Linked DNA regions of Homo sapiens: region 1 is linked to region 2. Evidence: read pairs that join two places in POLR2A ChIA-PET (ENCODE). Cell type or tissue: Panc1. All regions are shown on one strand. Each heading gives the region's core, and the rest is flanking DNA. Links, peaks and the distances in the headings are about the cores only. Region 1 holds the start of QPRT (quinolinate phosphoribosyltransferase). Region 2 overlaps SEZ6L2 (seizure related 6 homolog like 2).

What was found. ChIA-PET counts read pairs that join two places held together with the same protein. Peaks named below come from ENCODE experiments on the same cell type or tissue, not always from the same donor. Only the 100,000 strongest peaks of a DNase experiment are listed, where the experiment ranks them.
Region 1: POLR2A ChIA-PET joins it to region 2 with 17 read pairs; 6 of 35 experiments call an interaction of 5 or more read pairs at or near these places.

Annotation. Positions count from the first base shown.
Region 1 is chr16:29,675,267-29,684,776 of GRCh38, reverse strand. It overlaps QPRT (quinolinate phosphoribosyltransferase), which reads right to left and starts at 5,597. Exons shown (of 4, transcript NM_014298.6): 1 at 5,567-5,597. The coding sequence starts at 5,579. RefSeq lists enhancers at 5,052-5,553, 7,092-7,591, 7,592-8,093, 8,512-8,781. In Panc1, for the core only: no CTCF peak of the experiment used is centred there; no DNase peak of the experiment used is centred there; H3K4me3 peaks cover 908 bases; H3K27ac peaks cover 1,167 bases.
Region 2 is chr16:29,869,940-29,879,449 of GRCh38, reverse strand. SEZ6L2 (seizure related 6 homolog like 2) reads left to right here. Exons shown (of 18, transcript NM_001243332.2): 10 at 1,025-1,163; 11 at 1,983-2,179; 12 at 2,500-2,694; 13 at 5,721-5,912; 14 at 6,019-6,210; 15 at 6,707-6,745; 16 at 6,924-7,041; 17 at 7,167-7,263; 18 at 7,722-8,291. The coding sequence ends at 7,751. Among named protein-coding and RNA genes, the nearest start is that of CDIPT, 11 kb to the right of the region's middle. RefSeq lists enhancers at 763-1,262, 1,263-1,764. In Panc1, for the core only: no CTCF peak of the experiment used is centred there; no DNase peak of the experiment used is centred there.

The DNA of each region.
Region 1 (9,510 bases), core at 4,702-7,201, 200 kb after region 2:
TGCAGAGCTCGAGAGAAAGAACGGATTTGGTTTTGCAGAGGTTAAGGCTGAGGCGGCAGCAGGAGATGTGGATGGTGGTGCCCAGAGGGTGGTAGGGAATGGCTCTGGAGTTCAGAAGAGATGCTGCCGTGGCCAGGCGCGGTGGCTCACGCCTGTAATCCCAGCGCTTTGGGAGGCCGAGGCGGGAGGATCACGAGGTCAGGAGATCAAGACCATCCTGGTGAAAACGGTGAAACCCCGTCTCTACTAAAAATACAAAAATTGAACTCCGGGGCCAACATAGCAAAACCCCGTCTCTACTAAAAATACAAAAATTAGCCAGGCGTGGTGGTGGGCGCCTGTGATCCCAGCTACTCAGGAGGCTGAGGCAGGAGAATCGCTTGAACCTGGGAGGCAGAGGTTGCAGTAAGCCGAGATAGTGCCATTGCTCTCCAGCCTGGGCAACAAGAGCAAAACTCCGTCTCAAAAAACAAAAGAAAAAAAGAAAAAGTTAGCTGGGCATGGGGGTGCACGCCTGTAGTCCCAGCTACTCGCCAGCTACTCGGGAGGCTGCGGCTTGAGTCCAGGAGTTGGAGGCTGCAGTGACCTGTGATTGCACCACTGCACTCCAGCCTGGGTGACAGAGCAAGCCACGGTCTCTAAAATAAAATAATAAGATAAAGAACCCACAGGGCATGTCCAACAAAAAGAGAAGCATCATCAGGAGTGGGTACCTGGGAAGGAGAAGAGGGTTTTGGGAGGTGAGCAGAAGTAAATAGAAGGAAGACTGAGGATGGGGCTCTGCACTTAGCAACTGTGAGGCCTGTGCCAGAGCGGTTTTTGTGCCATGTGTCGGGGGCAGAAGCCACATTGTCATGCTCGAGGAGCGCACGGGAGGTAGGGAAGTGGGGGTGTTGGTGTGAACCACTCCTTTCAAGAGAAGTGGACACAGTGGGGCCTCTGCCTGGGCTGCACACCAGAATCACAGGGAGCTTTTCAAACTTTCAGATGCTCAGGCCCATTCCAACCCAGTGAACCAGAATCTCTGGGGGTAGTTTCCAGGGATCCAGGTTGGGGAAGAGCCAGCCCCCACCCTGCTCTGTGACTCAGATGCACATGAGGATCAAGAATCAATGCTCGGCCAGGGGCGGTGGCTCATGCCTGTAATCCCAACACTTTGGGAGGCCGAGGCAGAAGGATCGCTTGAGGCCAGGAGTTTGAGACCAGCCTGGGCAGCATAGTGAGAACCCATCTCTACAAAAACAATTTTAAAAATTAGCTGGGCATGGTGACACACGCCTGTAGTCCTAGCTATTCAGAAGGCTGAAGTGGGAGGATCCCTTGAGTCCAGGAGTTGGAGGCTGCAGTGAGCTATGATGGAGCTACTGCACTCTGGCCTAGGCAACAGGGTGAGACCCTGCCTCAGGGAAAAAAAAAAAAGAACCAATGCTCTCATAAGACCACATATTGGCTGGGCGTGGTGGTCACACCTGTAATCCCAGCACTTTGGGAGGCCAAGGTGGGCCTAAGATCACCTTAGGTCAGGAGTTCGAGACCAGCCTGGACAACATGGTGAAGCGCTGTCTCTACTAAAAAAATACAAAATTTATCCATGTGTGGTGGTGCACGCCTGTAATCCCAGCTACTCGGGAGACTGGGGTGAGAGAATCGCTTGAATCTGGGAGGCGGAGGTTGCAGTGAGCCGAGGTTGCGCCACTGCACTCCAGCCTGGGCAACAGAGTGAGATTCCATCTCAAAAAAAAAAAAAAAGAATCAGTCAGGTGTGGTGGCTCATACCTGTAATCCCAGCACTTTGGGGCATTTGAGACCAGCCTGTGCAATATAGTGAGACCCCTATCTCTAAATTAAACATTTTTTAATCAAAAAAATAAAGTTTCAAAGACTCTTAAAACATACTAACCAATCACAAAGTGTAGATTTTACTTAGATCCTAATTCAAACAAACTAAAAGCAAATTAGGCTATTTATGAAACCACTGGAATCTGGACATTGAATGTTTGATAACACCAAGGAAATTTTTAAAGTTTAGTTTTGACAATAGTATTGTGGTTGTAGTAAAAAGAAAAGTCTTTATCTTTTAAGAAAAAAACATGATGAGGCTGGGCGCAGTGACTTGCGCCTGTAATCCCAGCACTTTGGGAGGCCAAGGTGGGTGGATCACCTGAGGTGAGGAGTTCAAGACCAGCCTGGCCAGCACGGCAAAACCCATCTCTACTAAAAAAAAAAATGCAAAAAAATTAGCTGGGCATGGTGGTGGGCACCTGTATCCCCAGCTACTTGGGAGAGTGAGGCAGGAGAATCACTTGAACCTGGGAGGCAGAGGTTGCAGTGAGCCAAGATCACGCCATTATACTCCAGTCTGGGCAACAAGAGCGAAACTCCATCTCAAAAAAGAAAGAAAGAAAACATGCTGAGATGTTCACATATGAAAAGATTTGAGCCAGGCACGGTGGCTCATGCCTGTAATCCCAACACTTTTGGGAGGCTGAGGTTGGAGGATCGCTTGAGGCTGGGAGTTTGAGACCAGCCTGGGCAACACAGCAAGAACCCATCTCTAAAAAAAAAAAAAATTTATTTTAATTAGCCAGGTGTGGTGGCACACGCCTGCAGTCCCAGCTACTCCACAGGCTGAGGCAGGAGGACCACTTGAGCCCAGAAGTTGGAGGCTACAAACAGTGAGCTATGATTATGTTACTGCACACCAACCAGCCTGGGTGACAGAACAAGACCCCGTCTAAAAAACAAAAGAGGCCGGGTGCGGTGGCTCACACCTGTAATCCCAGCACTTTGGGAGGCCGAGGAGGCAGATCACAAGGTCAAGAGATCGAGACCATCCTGGCCAACATGGTGAAACCCTGTCTCTACTAAAACTACAAAATTAGCTGGACATGGCAGCAAGTGCCTGAAGCACGTGTAGTCCCAGCTACTCGTGAGGCTGAGGCAAGATAATCACTTGAACCTGGGAGGTGAAGGTTGCAGTGAGCCGAGATCCTGCCACTGCACTCCAGCCTGGTGACAGAGTCAGACTCCATCTCGAAAAAAAAAAAAAAAGAATCTGGATCTGCTAGCCTGGCCAACATGGTGACACCCCATCTCTACTAAAAATACAAAAATTAGCCGGGCATGGTGGTTTATGCCTGTAGTCCCAGCTACTCGTGAGGCTGAGGCAGGAGAATCGCTTGAACCCGGGAGGCAGAGGTTGCAGCGAGCCAAGATCATGCCACTGCACTCCAGCCTGGACAACAGGGCGAGACTCTGTCTCAAAAAAAAAAAAAAAAAAAAAGAATCTGGATCTGATGAAAATTATGGATCTCCTTCCCAGAAAAATGCGTAACCGTGTTCTCACAAAGACACACAATTTCACCTGCAAATTCTGGGGTTCATGAACTCCCCCAGAGCCCATCCCTGATCCCTCAGTAAAGAATCCTGGCTCTGAAGGAATCAGGTCGAGACCCCTTGACATCTGCTAAGGTATTTAATCTTCATTACAACCCCGTGAGACCAGTGCCACCAACTCCATTGTCCAGATGTGGAAACGGGCTTCTACAGGTTACAAAACTTGCCAGGGTTTCCACTGCTGCTGAGTGGCAGTCAGGATTCACATCCAGGTCGGCGTTGTTTCAAAAGAGAAAGACACAATGGAGATTGAAAGGTGTTTGGCGTGGCATCCTGCATGGGACCCCTGAGAGCTGGTTCCACAGTGGAGCCAGAGGGACCGGGTGTATGGGGCCAGCAGGCACCTCAAACATGGAGGAGGGTCTAAGCACCTGTGCCTCCCATCCTCTGTCCTCCCCACAACCTTCTGAGCAGGGAACTATTTATTTTCCTTTTTTTTTGAGATGGAGTCTCGCTCTGTCGCCCAGGCTGGAGTGCTGAGGCCTGGTCTCAGCTCACTGCAACCTCCGCCACTGGGGTTCAAGCAATTCTCCTGCCTCAGCCTCCCATGTAGCTGGGATTACAGGTGCGCACCACCACACTCGGCTAATTTTTGTACTTTTAGTAGAGACGGGGTTTCACCATGTTGGCCAGGCTGGTCTCAAACACCTGACCTCAAGTGCTCCACCCACCTCAGCCTCCCAAAGTGCTGGGATTACAGGCGTGAGCCACCGTGGCGGGCCAGAGCAGGGAACTATTATTGTCATTTTACAGATGGAAGAAAACGGGACTCTGAGAAGCCAGGACCCACCCATGGTCACACAGCCCCATCCCTGGTGGAGCCTTCTGAGCGTAGAGCATGGACCCCTGGGTTTGTGCTGGTGGAAGGGTTTACGGGGCGCCAGTTTAGTCAGCCACCCCTGTGTAGGACACCTATGGAACACCATAGGGGGCCTCTGAGGAGAATCACCTCCTTATTGCCATTGTGTCCCCAGGCCAGTGAACATGACCTGCTCTGCGGCTTTACACAGAATGCTCTGGGCTGAAACACTTCCTTGAAGCGTTGGAATGTGACCAGACATCCTGGCTCCTTGTAAAACCCACTCCCACCAGCTGCAGCCCAATAAGTTAAAGATTATCTTAGTTGGCCGGGCACGGTGGCTAACACCTGTAATCCCAGCACTTTGGGAGGCAGAGACGGGCGGATCACGAGGTTGGGAAATGAGACCATCCTGGCTAACATGGTGAAACCCCGTCTCTACTAAAAATACAAAAAATTAGCCAGGCGTGGCGGCGGGCGCCTGTAGTCCCAGCTACTCGGGAGGCTGAGGCAGGAGAATGGCATGAACCCGGGAGGCGGAGCTTGCAGTGAGCCGAGATCACGCCACTGCACTCCAGCCTGGGGGAAAGCGAGACTCCGTCTCAAAAAAAAAAAAAAAAAAGATTATCTTAGTAGTTAGACATATGCTTTGAGCTTAAAGGAAATTCACATAAACCACCACGGCTATACATCTTTCAAATGACGCGCACACCCCCACCTTCACCGTTTCACCCCGTACCATCTGCTTCTTAGATCAAAAGATTGTACTCAATAAATTATCAGGCAACCAGGGCTCTGCAGCCTTCACTTTAGCAACTGGCCCCCTGGGGCTGCTTTAAATCTTAACTTGTCTTTTCTCATTCCTTTGTTGCCACCGGACTTCATGGTTGGGGGTTGGGACTGATCACCCCAACAGTTTGCATACAGCTCCCTCCAGGCAGGGAATCACGGGACTCAAGCCCCCTCCCCCACCCAGCTGCAGAAGGGACAGGACTTTGTCTCTGCTTCTCCCGAGCTACCAGCGAGAGCAGAAGTCCATGCTGCTCCCCCAACCAGCCTCCCACTTCCGGCCCCCACTGCCCCCAGGAGACGCCACCTCCTCCAGGCCACCCTGCCCTTTTCTAGGGCTTAAGCCCCTTCCTTCCCCAGAGCTCCTTGGGGACTCAACACAGGAGAAAGAAGAGTGAGAAGGGGCCTCTGGGGGTTGAGCAAGGCTGCAGGGACATGGGGTAGGTAAGGGAGTCGATGGCGGGACCAGAGGAGAGATGACTCCAGAGGAGGCAACAAGGGGCTGAGACAAGCCAGGGTGGGGGCAGGGGTAGGCAGTGGGGGGATGGGTGCAGGGACATGGCAGAGAGAGTGTCCCTTTACCTTCAGCGTCCATGGTGACTTGCAGCTGTCTGGGCTGGTGTGTTGGCTGCTCAGGACCAAGGCTCCCAGAGGCCCCAGGCTGGGGGTGGGACTGTGGAGGGAGGGAGGGCCCATCAAGCTGTCAGCCGGCCCTTCCCAGGCTCCCCAAGCCTCCCTCCTGTCCTCTGCCAGGCCTGCAGATTCCTCAGCAGGCCCTGAAAGTCAGAGGAGGGGCTCTGATGGGGAACTCAGAAGCCCTGCCCCAGCCAGTGAAGGAGCCCGAGGCCCTGTTCTCACCCAACACCCAGCCCTCCTGGCCCTAACCCAGGGTCCAAGGCTGTGAATGTAAGCATGTGCTCCCTGGTGAGGGCAGGCAGGCATTTTGGATGGTGTGCTGGGAAAATCATGGGCCCTGGACCTGGGTTCAAATCCTAACTCCATCCTTTTTGATCTCAAGTACCTTTTTACCTTTTTCTGTGCCTCAGTTTCCTTAGCTTTAAAATGGCATAACAGGGCCGGGCACAGGAGCTCACGCCTGTAATCCCAGCACTTTGGGAGGCAGAGGCAGGTTGATCACCTGAGGTCAGGAGTTTGAGACCAGCCTGGCCAACATGGCGAAACCCCATCTCTACTAAAAATACAAAAATTAGCCGGGCATGGTGGCGGCCGCCTGTAATCCCAGCTGCTCAGGAGGCTGAGGCATGAGACTCACTTGAACCCCGGAGGTGGAGGTTGCAGTGAGTCGAGATCATGCCACTGCACTCCAGCCTGGGTGACAGAGTGAGACTCTGTCTCAAGATAAATAAATAAATTTATTAATTAATTTAAAAAACGGCATAACAGGCCGGATGCAGTGGTTCACGACTGTAATCCCAGCACTTTGGGAGGCTGAGGCAGGCAGATCACGAGGTCAGGAGATCGAGACCATCCCAGCTAACATGGTGAAACCCCGTCTCTACTAAAAAACCAAAAAATTAGCCGGGTGTGGTGGTGGGCGCCTGTAGTCCCAGCTACTCGGGAGGCTGAGGCAGGAGAATGGTGTGAACCCGGGAGGTGGAGCTTGCAGTGAGCCAAGATCATGCCACTGTACTCCTGGGCGACAGAGCGAGACTCTGTCTCAAAAAACAAAACAAAACAAAAAAACCCGGCATAACAGGCTGGGCACAGCGACTCATGCCTGTAATCCCTGTGCTTTGGGAGGCCAAGGCAGGAGAATCGCTTGAGGCCAGGAGTTTGAGACCAGTGTGGGCATCATAGAGACATACAGAGATCCCATCTCTCCCAAAAAAAGAAAAAAGAAAAAGAAATTAGCTAAGTACAGTGGTGCACACCTGTAGGCTGAGATGGGAGGATCACTTGAGCCCAGGAGTTCAAAGCTGCAGTGAGCCGTGATCGTGCCACTGCAGTCCAGCCTGAGTGACAGAGAGAGACCCTGTCTCTAAAGAAAAAAAAAATGTAATGGCATAACATCTACCTCATGGGTCCAACTGAGAATCAATGAGAAAACTCTGCAAATGAAACAGAGTAGGAACTCACCTAATATCCACTTCCCTTCCCTTCCCTCTTTCCAAGGAACTTTAAGGGCACAGACAGCTTAGAGCCCAGCTTCTGAACCAGAAAGTGGGGAAACCACCAGTCACCGGGACTGGGACTTCAGGCAAGTTCCTGTCCAAGAACTGCCAGGGCCTTTCTTTCTTCCTTTTTTTTTTTTTTTTGATGGAGTTTCGCTCTTGTTGCCGAGGCTGGAGCGCAATGGCGTGATCTCGACTCACTGCAACCTCCGCTTCCCGGGGTCAAGCGATTCTCCTGCCTCAGCCTCCCGAATAGCTGGGATTACAGGCATGCGCCACCACACCCGGCTAATTTTGTATTTTTTTTCAGTAGAGACGGGGTTTCTCTATGTTGGTCAGGCTAGTCTTGAGCTCCCGACCTCAGGTGATCCACCCGCCTCTGCCTCCCAAAGAGCTGGGATTACAGGCATGAGCCACCGCGCCTGGCCCAGGGCCTTCCTTTCTTCATTGGAAACCCTTCTTGCTACAGTTGCTCACAGGGACTGCTAGTCGCTAAATTCACTTGCATCTTCCCAGCCTTCTCCCTTTGCTTTCTCTGCCGCACCTGACTGCCGGGACTGGGGCTGGCGTGACGGATCGAGACACCCAAGGCACAAAATTTAGGGAGGCCTCATCCTCCAGCTCACTTTTTTTTTTTTTTTTTTTTTTGAGACAGGGTCTTGCTCTGTCACCCAGGCTGGAGTGCAGTGGCACAATCTTGGCCCACTACAACCTCCACGCCCCAGGCTCAAGTGATCCTCCTACCTCAGCCTCCTGAGTAGCTGGAACCACAGGCGTCTGCCACCATGCCCAGCTAATTTGTGTATTTTTAGTAGAGAAGGGGTTTCACCGTGTTGGCCAGGCTGGAGTCGGGCTCGCTTATCACCCCAGCACCTTGCTGGCCTTGATTCAGTCCTGGGCCTGTTTCTGAGGCTGCAGTGAGCTATGCAGTGAGCTTTTTTTTTCTTTAGAGACAGGATCTCCAAATGTCATTTTTCTCCTGGTTAATTTTTTTTTTTTTGGATACAGGGTTTTGCTCTGTCACTCAGGCTTAAGTGGAGTGCAGTGGCCCAATCAAAGCTCACTGCAGCCTCAAACTCCTGGCCCCAAGCCTCCTGAGTTGCTGGGACTGTATGTGCATGCCTCCACCCTAGGCTAATTTTTTATTTTTATTTTTTGTACAGATAGGATCTTGCTATGCTGCCCAGGCTGGTCTCAAACTCCTGGCTTCAGGTGATCCTCTTAAAGGCTCTTTTCTATCTTTTGCAGGTGCTTCTTCCTACATCCAACCCTCAGATTTTGGTGTTGCTTCAGTGTGGCAGAGACTGTTTCCCTTTTCCTTCTGGGTACCCTACTAAACTACATTTCCCAGCTTCCTCTGCACTGAGGCAGTCTTGTTCTGGCCAATGGAGTGTGAGCAAAAGATATTTCCAGACCTGACCCTAGAAGTCTTCACAGGATCCTATTCTGCCTCTCCCCTCCCATTAGCTGGTCAAAAGCAGACCACTCCAAGGCCCTAGGAGGATGACAGAGCCACTAGATGGAAGGAGACTGGGTCCCGGAATAATGTTGTGAAAGGTCATGCTCCAGATGTCAGGAATTGACTGTCATAAGAAGGAAAAAACTTCTTTTGAGTTATACCGCTGAGATGTGGGGGCACTGTTTCTTACAGCAGTTAGCCTGCCCTGACTATTACACTCAGATTCTCTCTACAGCTCTCTTCTCAATCTACCCAGTGAATGATATAATTTATGTATCTATCTATCTGTATCACTATTTATTTATTTATTTATTTATTTATTTTTATTTTTATTTTTTGAGAGGGAGTCTCACTCTGTCACCCAGGCTGGAATCCAGTGGTACAATCTCGGCTAACTGCAACCTCCACCTCCCGGGTTCAAGTGATTCTCCTGCCTTAGCCTCCCAAGTAGCTGGGATTACAGGCGCATGCCACCATGCCCAGCTAGTTTTTGTTATTTTTGGTAGAGATGGGGTTTCGCCATGTTGTTCAGGCTGGTCTCGAACTCCTGACCTCAAGTGATACACCCACCCTAGCCTCCCAAAGTGCTGGGATTACAGCCTTGAGCCACTGCATCCAGCCGACTCTTAAATCTATATCTTCTATCCTGAGTTCCCTCTCAAGCTCCAGGCCTCTATTCTGTTTTTGTTTTTGTTTTTGAAACAGGGTCTCACTGTGTCACCCAGGCTAGCGTGCATTGGCATGATCACAGCACAAAGCAGCCTCAACCTATAGGGCTGAAGTGATTCTCCTGCCTCACCCTCCTGAGTAGCTGGGACTACAGGTGAATGCCACCACGCCCATCGAACTTTTTTATTTTTAATAGGGACAGGGTTTCGCCATGTTTAAAGGCTGAAGCAATTCTCCTGCCTCGGCCTCCCAAAGTGCTGGGATTA
Region 2 (9,510 bases), core at 2,976-5,475:
AGTTCGAGACCAGCCTGATCAACATGGAGAAACCCTGTCTCTACTTAAAATACAAAATTAGCTGGGCATGGTGATGCATGCCTGTAATCCCAGCTACTCAGGAGGCTGAGGCAGGAGAATCGCTTGAACCCGGGAGGCGGAGGTTGCGGTGAGCCGAGATCGCAGCACTGCACTCCAGCCTGGGCAAGAAGTGTGAAACTCCGTCTCAAAAAAGAAAGAAAGAAAGAAAAAAGAAACAGGTGGATAAAGCCGGGAGCAGTGTCTCACGCCTGTAATCCCAACACTCTGGGAGGCTCAGGCAGGCGGATCACCTGAGGTCAGGAGTTGGAGACCAGCCTGGTCAATAGAGTGAAACCCCGTCTCTACTAAAAATACAAAAATTAGCCGGGCATGGTAGTGCGTGCCTGTAATCCCAGCTACTTGGGAGGCTGAGGCACGAGAATCGCTTGAGTCTGCGAGGTGGAGATTGCAGTGAGCCGGGATTGCGCCACTGCACTCCAGCCTGGGCGACAGAGTGAGACTCTGTCTAAAAAAATAAAAATAGGGGCTGGACCTGGTGGCTCACGCCTGTAATCCCAGCACTTTGGGAGGCCAAGGCGGGCAGATCACGAGGTCAGGAGATCGAGACCATTCTGGCTAACACCGTAAAACCCCGTCTCTACTAAAAATACAAAAAAAAAAAAAAAGAAAAAAGAAAAAAAAATAGGGTGTGGTGGCGGCGCCTGTAGTCCCAGCTACTCGGGAGGCTGAGGCAGGAGAATGGCGTGAACCAGGGAGGCAGAGCTTGCAGTGAACCAAGATCGCACCACTGCACTCCAGCCTGGGCGACAGAGAGACTCCGTCTCAAAAAAAATTTAAAAATAAATAAATAAATAAAATAAAAGAATAAAAGAAACAGGTGGATCATAGGTAATAGGAAACAAGCGAGGTGATGTGGTGCACGCATCACGAGTGGTGAGGACTGTGGAGAAATGAAGACAGCATGCCCACCTGGGTCCTGAACCTGACACCCCTTTTTCCCTAGCCATGTGTGGAGGGGAGCTGTCGGAACCAGCTGGCGTGGTCCTCTCTCCCGACTGGCCCCAGAGCTATAGCCCGGGCCAAGACTGCGTGTGGGGCGTGCACGTCCAGGAAGAGAAGCGCATCTTGCTCCAAGTTGAGATGTATGTTTGGGTCCTGCAGAGGGTGCGACGGGTGTAGGCTCAGCAAAGTGTGGTATGCCAATGCAGTAGCCTGCATTCTGAGCCTGTCTGGCTCTTGCGTATCTATCCAGAATTCGGTGGATAGGCTGGTGCACTAAGGGTACAGGATAGACGTGAGAGAGCTGGGCTCAAATCACATATTAGCCAGGCAACCTCGGACAAATAAATAGGGCAATGCAGCCTTCCTTAGGGGCCACTGTGAACAAGGGGCTCTGGCCTGGTGCCTCTCACTCTTTGGAGGTTTCTGAGGCTTCCCCTGGAGCTATTTCCACGGACACAGACCCAAACTGTTGCGTTAACACCAGCAAGTTGGGGAGGTCTGGGGAGAATCCAGTGAGCTGAATTGGTATGAGAGTGTCATGAGATGGCACAGAAGCTGAAGTGGGCGTGGCTTCAAAGCAGGTACTCAGGCGGGGCCTAGAGTTGTGTAGGGCGTTAGCGAATTTGGTCTGTGATTGGCCAGAGCTGGAGTTGGGCTAGGCTGTGGATCTCATGGTGATGGAGGAGGGAGTGGACAGTGGGCGGAGTTAGTAATGTGCAAGCTTAGGGATTGGGTAGTAGGACATGGGAGGAGCCATAGAATAGGGGAACCCTGAGGCACTAGCATAGGAGAAACCATGGTTGGTCAAAACGGAGGCGGCGCCAGACCTGGGATAGGAGAATATGGGCGGGGCTGGAGAGTAGGAGGGGCTACCAATGAGCAGAGTTGAGGATGGGGCAGAGCTGGATGGGAGGGGCCAGTCGCAGCCCCGCCCCATTGCCTGGTCTCACCCCCTGCAGATTGAATGTGCGGGAAGGGGACATGCTGACGCTGTTCGACGGGGACGGTCCCAGCGCCCGAGTCTTGGCCCAGCTGCGGGGACCTCAGCCGCGCCGCCGCCTTCTCTCCTCTGGGCCCGACCTCACACTGCAGTTTCAGGCACCGCCCGGGCCCCCAAATCCAGGCCTGGGCCAGGGCTTCGTATTGCACTTCAAAGGTACTGAGGGATAGAGTCCCGGGATGGGCAGGGGTCGGGCAGGCCAGAGATCCCGGGAGGTGGCCGGTCGTGGTGGCTCACGCCTGTTATCCCGGGGCCTTGGGAGGCCGAGGCGGGAGGATCGTTTGAAGCCAGGAGGTTGAGGCTGCAGTGAGCTATGCTTGTACCACTGTACTCCAGCCTGGGCGACAGGAAACCCTGTCTCTAAGAGAGAGAGAGAGAGACAGATCCCGGGAGGGGGCACAGAGCAAAGCCTCCGAGGCTGGAAGGGAGCCCGCAGTTAAAACGCAGCCTCCAAACTCGCCTTCCCTCCCCTGCAGAGGTCCCGAGGAACGACACGTGCCCCGAGCTGCCACCTCCGGAGTGGGGCTGGAGAACGGCATCCCACGGGGACCTGATCCGGGGCACGGTGCTCACCTACCAGTGCGAGCCTGGCTACGAGCTGCTAGGCTCCGACATTCTCACTTGCCAGTGGGACCTGTCTTGGAGCGCCGCGCCGCCCGCCTGCCAAAAGAGTGAGCCGGCCCCGCCCGCGTCCCCTCGGCCCCGCCCCTTCCCTGTGGGCCCCGTCGTCGGCCTGTCCTGTCCCGACCCCCGTGCTTTCTGGGTTCCATCCCTTCGCTCGGGGTCCTTCCTGGATCTTCTTCAAGGCCTGCCCCCATGCCCTTTAGTTCTCACTCCTCCGCCCGGTTCCCCGAAACTGTCCCCTCTGGGTCTCCCTCTCATCTTCTCCGGGCTGCATCCCTCTTTCTTGCACCGACCTGGGCTCGGTCCCTGTTTCCTCGTCTCACGGCCCCGCCCCGTCCCCTCCTGACCCCTCCTCTGCGGCATCTGAGTTTGGCCCCTAAAAGGGCTCCGACCAGGTTCCCACTGGGCTCCCCGGGTCCACACTTGGCTCCACCTTCCTGTCCTACGCCCCGCCCCAATCCCGCAGTCCTATCAGTTGAAATTGTAGGGAGCCACTTTGCTAGGACCAAGGCTTGTCAGAGCACTTGGTTTATTTGAATGCCATCATTGAAGCCCCGTGCTGGGTTGGGGTTAGGCGAAGGGGGTTCAAGCCCCTCCATACTCTTATGGAGCTCGCAGTCTGGGAGGGATACGCAGGGTGGTGATCACTGGGTGACTTTGGGCGAGGCACTTAGCATTTCTGAGGCTTGGTTTCCCCATCGGCGAAGTAGGACTGAGGTTGTGAAGAGCAGATGGAAAGTTCACAGGGCGCATGCTGCCCTGGGCGTGGCGAAGTGCTGTGGGGAGAGCAGTGGGCTAATTTTCTCAGGGCTGGGGCAGGAGATTTCACAGAGGAGGTGACATTTAAAGGAGCTGGGAGTGTGTATCTTTTAGAAGAGCAGAAAGGGCCAGGTGCGGTGGATCACCTGAGGTCTGGAGTTCGAGACCAGCCTGGCCAACATGGTGAAACCCCGTCTCTACTAAAAATAAAAAACTATCTGGGCATGGTGGCATACGCCTGTAATCCCAGATACTCAGGAGGCTGAGGAAGGAGAATCGCTTGAACCTGGGAGGTGGAGGTTGCAGTAAGCTGAGATTGTGCCATTGCATTCCATCCTGCGCCACGGGAGTGATACTCCATCTCAAAAAAAAAAAAAAGAAAGAAAGAAAGAAAGAAAAAGAAAATTGAAGAGCAGAAAGGAATGGCAGCTGGTTACTTTCTCCAAATTTTAGGAAGCCAGCCCCAAGGACATGGGGCTGTAGTTCCATGTGGCATCTGGAAGCAATGGTGGGACCAAGGGGAGAAGCTTCAGGTAGCCAGATTTGGGCTGGACAAAGCTTCCCGCCCCTGGAAGGATTCACAGGATATCAGGCCTGGATGGGGCTGAGAGTTCGGCTGGCCCCGCTGCCTCGGGCTCAGGAGGGAACCTGCCCAAGGCAGCAGATTGAGCCTGAAGGTGTGCCAGGACCCACATATCTGAGTCCCTGTCCAGTGCTCCATGGCTGTGACCCTGGGCAGATTCCGGCTCTGCCACTCCCTGGCTGAATGACCATGGGCCAAGTCCTTTGACCGCCCTGAGCCCTGGGCTCCAAGGGAGATGACAGTGACATTGGCCTCTCAGGATAATCAGGATTAAATATTATGTTTGTGCCAGGTGTGGTGGCTCACATCTGAAATTGCAGTGCTTTGGAAGGCCAAGGTGGGAGGATCACTTGAGCCCAGGAGATTGAGAACAGCCTGGGCAACATAGTGAGACCCTGTCTCTACAAATAATAAAAAATATAGCCAGGCATGGTGGTATATGCCTGTAGTCCCAGCTACTCAGAAGGCTGTGGTGCGAGAATTGCTTAAGCCCAGGAGTTTGAGGCTGCAGTGAGCCGTGATCTCACCACTGCATTCCAGCTTGAGTGACAGAGCAAGTTCTCGTCTCCAAAACAAAGAATTATATTTGGGGCCAGCCGTGGTGGCTCACACCTGTAATCCCAGCACTGGTGGAGGCTGAGGTGGGTGGATCACCTGAGGTCAGGAGTTCGAGACCAGCCTGGCCAACATGGCGAAACCCTGTCTATACTAAAAATACAAAAATTAGCTGGGCATGGTAGCGAATGCCTGTAATCGCAGCTACTCGGGAGGCTGAGGCAGGAGAATCTCTTGAGTCCAGAAGGCAGAGGTTGCAGTGAGCCGAGATGCGCCACTGCACTCCAGCCTGGGCGACAGAGCGAGACTCCCATCTCAAAAAAAAAAAAAAAAAAAAAAAAAAAAAAAAAAAAAACAAGCACACACACAAAGAATTATATTTGTTTGTAAAACATTTAGCAGGGTACGTAGCTCAGGCTTATATACAAGAAATGGCTATGATTATGATTCCTTCACAACAGGGTTGTAAACTCAAACGCCTGAAGGCAGGGAGTGTATGTGAGTGAACTGGGCTGGGCATAATGAGAATACTGGGGACAGGAGAGCTGGGCCCCCTCTAAAGAGGGCAGCTGCTGTTCCACAGACTACAAGCCATGTTGGGCTCACCCTGCTGGGATTTGGCTAGTATGCTCTGGTATGGTGGTTAAATATTTTGAATTTCACCCCAGGATAGGGGCTTGGGGTTTCCCCAAGCAAACTGTTTACTAAACGAAGCCTGAAATATAACATACGTTGAATTTTGAAAAAAATTAAGCCTGTCATTCTGGCCTGAAAATAGATGCACTGCATTTTAAGTTTTTCCAATTCATGCTCTCTTCCTTCTGAGGAATTGGTGGGAAGTGCGTGTGTGTGCAGAGGTGTTCAGAGGAAACAGCCTGAGGCTCAGGCCTCTCCCAGCCCTAAGCTTCTGGGAGATTTTCTTTTATTTTTTTTAGACTGGGTCTCACTCTGTCACCCAGGCTGGAGTGCAGTAGCGTGGTCACCATTCACTGCAGCCTCGACCTGCTGGGTTCGAGCGATCATCCCGCCTCCAACTCCTGAGTAGCTGGAACCACAGGAGTGCGCCACCACTCCTGGCTAATTTTTCAATTTTTTGTAGAGATGGGGTCTCTCTGTGTTGCCCAGGCTGATCTTTGAAGGCCCTCGCTCCCCCTGACCTTGTTCTTCTGCCACCAGTCATGACTTGTGCTGACCCTGGCGAGATTGCCAACGGGCACCGCACCGCCTCGGACGCCGGCTTCCCCGTTGGCTCCCACGTCCAGTACCGCTGCCTGCCAGGGTACAGCCTCGAGGGGGCAGCCATGCTCACCTGCTACAGCCGGGACACAGGCACACCCAAGTGGAGCGATAGGGTCCCCAAATGCGCCTGTGAGTCTGGGGCACACCCTGGGAGGGTGGCTGGGTAGCCCTGGGAGAGCCCGTCTGCCCCGTGCACAGTAGTGCAGCTGGCACGTGACTGGCATGCTCCCCGCAGTGAAGTACGAGCCGTGCCTGAACCCGGGGGTTCCCGAGAATGGCTACCAGACGCTGTACAAGCACCACTACCAGGCGGGCGAGTCTCTGCGCTTCTTCTGCTATGAGGGCTTTGAGCTTATCGGCGAGGTCACCATCACCTGTGTGCCCGGCCACCCCTCCCAGTGGACCAGCCAGCCCCCACTCTGCAAAGGTGCCTGGCCAGACAGGGCAGGAGGGGCACACCAGTGTCCGGGAAGTGACAGGGCTGGGAGAGTCAGGTAGCACATTTGAGACCAATGGGCGACCCCACAGAGCTCCCGGTTCTCCTCCTGTGGCCTCGTGTCCTCACGGGTGTGTCCAGAAGCCCTGGGTCGTGTGAGGTCATGGGATTGGCTCAGGGGTGTAGTAGAGGGGGCCTTGGCTTGGAAGTCCCTTGCTCTGAATAGGCCTCAGTTTCCCTATCGCTGACAAGTTCTAGTTTGGCTCAGACTGTCCAGGAACCCTGACTTTTTAGGGGTCTGGAGAAAGAGGACAAAGGCCCTGTGCTGGTCACTCCTCTCTCTTCCCCACAAAGGGAGAAAGTTGAGGTTGAGCAGAGGGCAGAGAGAACCAGGCTGTCCAGCCCAGCCCCACCGGGCTCCCGGCCCCTCCCAGCCTCCTCCCCTCCCTGGCTCAGACCCCATCCCCTCCCCCTCCTCTCCCTGCAGTTGCCTATGAGGAGCTCCTGGACAACCGAAAACTGGAAGGTCAGTGAGAGCACAGGTGGAGACCCAGGCTGGCCAGGTTGGGAGGGCAAGGCAGAGGCTGGGGCAGGAGGCCAGGCCTTGGAGGGATGAAGCCCAGGGTTTGAGGCCCAGGGCAGGAGGCTGGGAGAGCCCAGGACCGGGCCCAGCCACAGCTCACCGGCCTCTCCTCCTCCTGTAGTGACCCAGACCACAGATCCATCACGGCAGCTGGAAGGGGGGAACCTGGCCCTGGCCATCCTGCTGCCTCTAGGCTTGGTCATTGTCCTCGGCAGTGGCGTTTACATCTACTACACCAAGTAAGTAGCCTGCTTGGGGACTGCCGGCCAGGGCAGACGTCTTGCGAGCCTGGCACTGGAGCCTGGGTCAGGGGAGCTCAGGGGCTTACCTGTTGATAAGCTCCTCTGTCCTCTCCCTTTCCCAGGCTTCAGGGAAAGTCCCTTTTCGGCTTCTCGGGCTCCCACTCCTACAGCCCCATCACCGTGGAGTCGGACTTCAGCAACCCGCTGTATGAAGCTGGGGTAAGCACCTTGCCTGCCCCTGAAGAGCCACCACTTGGCTCTCCCAGGACTCCATAACCTTCTCGCAAGGTCTCTGGAATCTCTGTCTTGGGAATTTCAAACTCAGCTGCCCCCAGAGGCCATGTCAATGAGCATAGCAAGCCATGTGTATACAATAGGGAGTGGTGAGGACTGTGGCTAAGTGGAGGACTTGTGCCCCATCTCAAGAATACGGCTCTACCCCATAGTCGAAACTGAGGCACAATTGGCAGATCTTCCAATTATTCAAGACAAGCCAGAAATTCAGATTTTTGTGTCATTTTACGACACCGTAGGATGAACCAAACACATTCACTGGCCCCCCAGCCCCTAGAGGTCAATGTTACTTTAAAACCCAGGATCGTTGCCCCTCCTCCCATTCGGCTGCCTCTTCCACCCCTATCAGACTCCAACAACTGACCTGATCTCTCTGTCTTCAGGATACGCGGGAGTATGAAGTTTCCATCTGAACCCCAAGACTACAGCTGCAGGACCCAGGACGCCCCTCCCCTCCTCATTCGGGCAGAGGGAAATACGGGACCCGGTCTCTGCCTCCTGGCTGCCCTCCTCCCTGGCTGTGTAAATAGTCTCCCTATCCCACGAGGGGGCTTTGATGGCCCTGGAGATCCTACAGTAAATAAACCAGCATCCTGCCGCCCAAAGCCGCCTCTTCTCAGTTGCCAAACGAGGGGCCTGCCCCCCGCCCTACCGGCTTTTGGATTCTGGGAGGGGAACTCTGCCTCCCTGCAAATCTTGCAGCCCCTCCTGCCCAGGGCACCCCTCAAGGACTGCCCCCGATAGCTCTACTGTTCCCTTGGCCACGAAGGTGCCCCCCTCCCAGATGCCCTGGCCCTAGGCCTGACTCCGGCCAGGAGGGTCAGAAGAAGGACAAAGGGGAGAGCTGGGACAAGGCCTTGCCCCCTTCCTGCCATCTCCCCAACCCACAGTCTCTCCACCTTTGCTTCTGAATTCTTGTTTTTGAGCAATAAACAGAAAATCGCCACTTGTAATTGGGCCGGTGGAGTGTGGGGAGGTGGTCACCGAGCACTGGACCACTTCTCTGGAGAGAGGGCTGGGGAAAGGGGAACAATTTGAAAAAAAAAAAAAAAAAGGAAATGCGAAAGTGGGCAGAGGGCAGTGTCCGGGGGCCTGGCCTGAGGTAAAAAAGCCTGGCTTTAGGCTCAGCCTCTGTGAAGGCCTCCCTGCGACCAGCCTCACTCCAGGACGCAGTGACCTCTCCACCAGGCCTTCCTTGACATTGTGGGCCTCTTCCAGATGGGAGAGAACTGACAGGAGCCACCCGTCTTCTCTCGCTGCTGGGCAGGAGGCAAACAGCTTTCAATTTCTTTCTTTTTAGAGACAGGGCCTGGCTCTGCCGGCCAGGCTGGAATGCAGTGGTGCCATCACAGCTCACTGCAACCTCAAACTCCTAGGTTCAAGGGATCCTCCCGCCTCAGCATCCTGAGTAGCTGGGACTACAGGTGCAAGCCATGGTGCCTGCCTAATTTTTAAATTTTTTGTAGAAATGAGATCTTGTTACGCTGCCCGGGCTGGTCTCGAACACCTGGCCTCAAGCAATCCTCCTTCCTCAACTTCCCAAAGTTCTGGGATTACAGGCGTGAGCCACCAAGCCTGGCTTTTCAATTTGTCTTATGACCAGTTTGCCTAAAATTCACCCCCTTTGGAGAATTTTTGTATCCATTCAAGTACACCATTTCTTCCCCCCCCCCCAATCTTTTTAGTATTTTAGGCGTATCTGCTGTGACCCATCTACCAATTTGAACTTGTTTTATATCCTTGGGGGTGTCCTTTTCCACTTTATCTTTTTTTTTTTTTTTTTTCACTCTTGTCACTCAGGCTGCAGTACAATGGCGTGATCTTGGCTCACTGCAACCTCCACCTCCTGGGTTCAAGCCATTCTCCTGCCTCAGCCTTTCGAGTAGCTAGGATTACAGGCACCCATGCCTGGTTAATTTTTGTATTTTTAGTAGAGACCGGGTTTTGCCATGTTGGCCAGGCTGGTCTCGAACTCCTGACCTCAGGTGATCTGCCTGCCTGGGCCTCCCAAAGTGCTGGGATTACAGGTGTGAGCCACCTTGCCTGGCCTAATTAAAATTTTATATTTAAGCCGGGCATGGTGGCTCACGCCTGTAATCCCAGCACTTTGGGAGGCCGAGGCGGGCGGATTACGAGGTCAGGAGATCGAGACCATCCTGGCTAACATGGTGA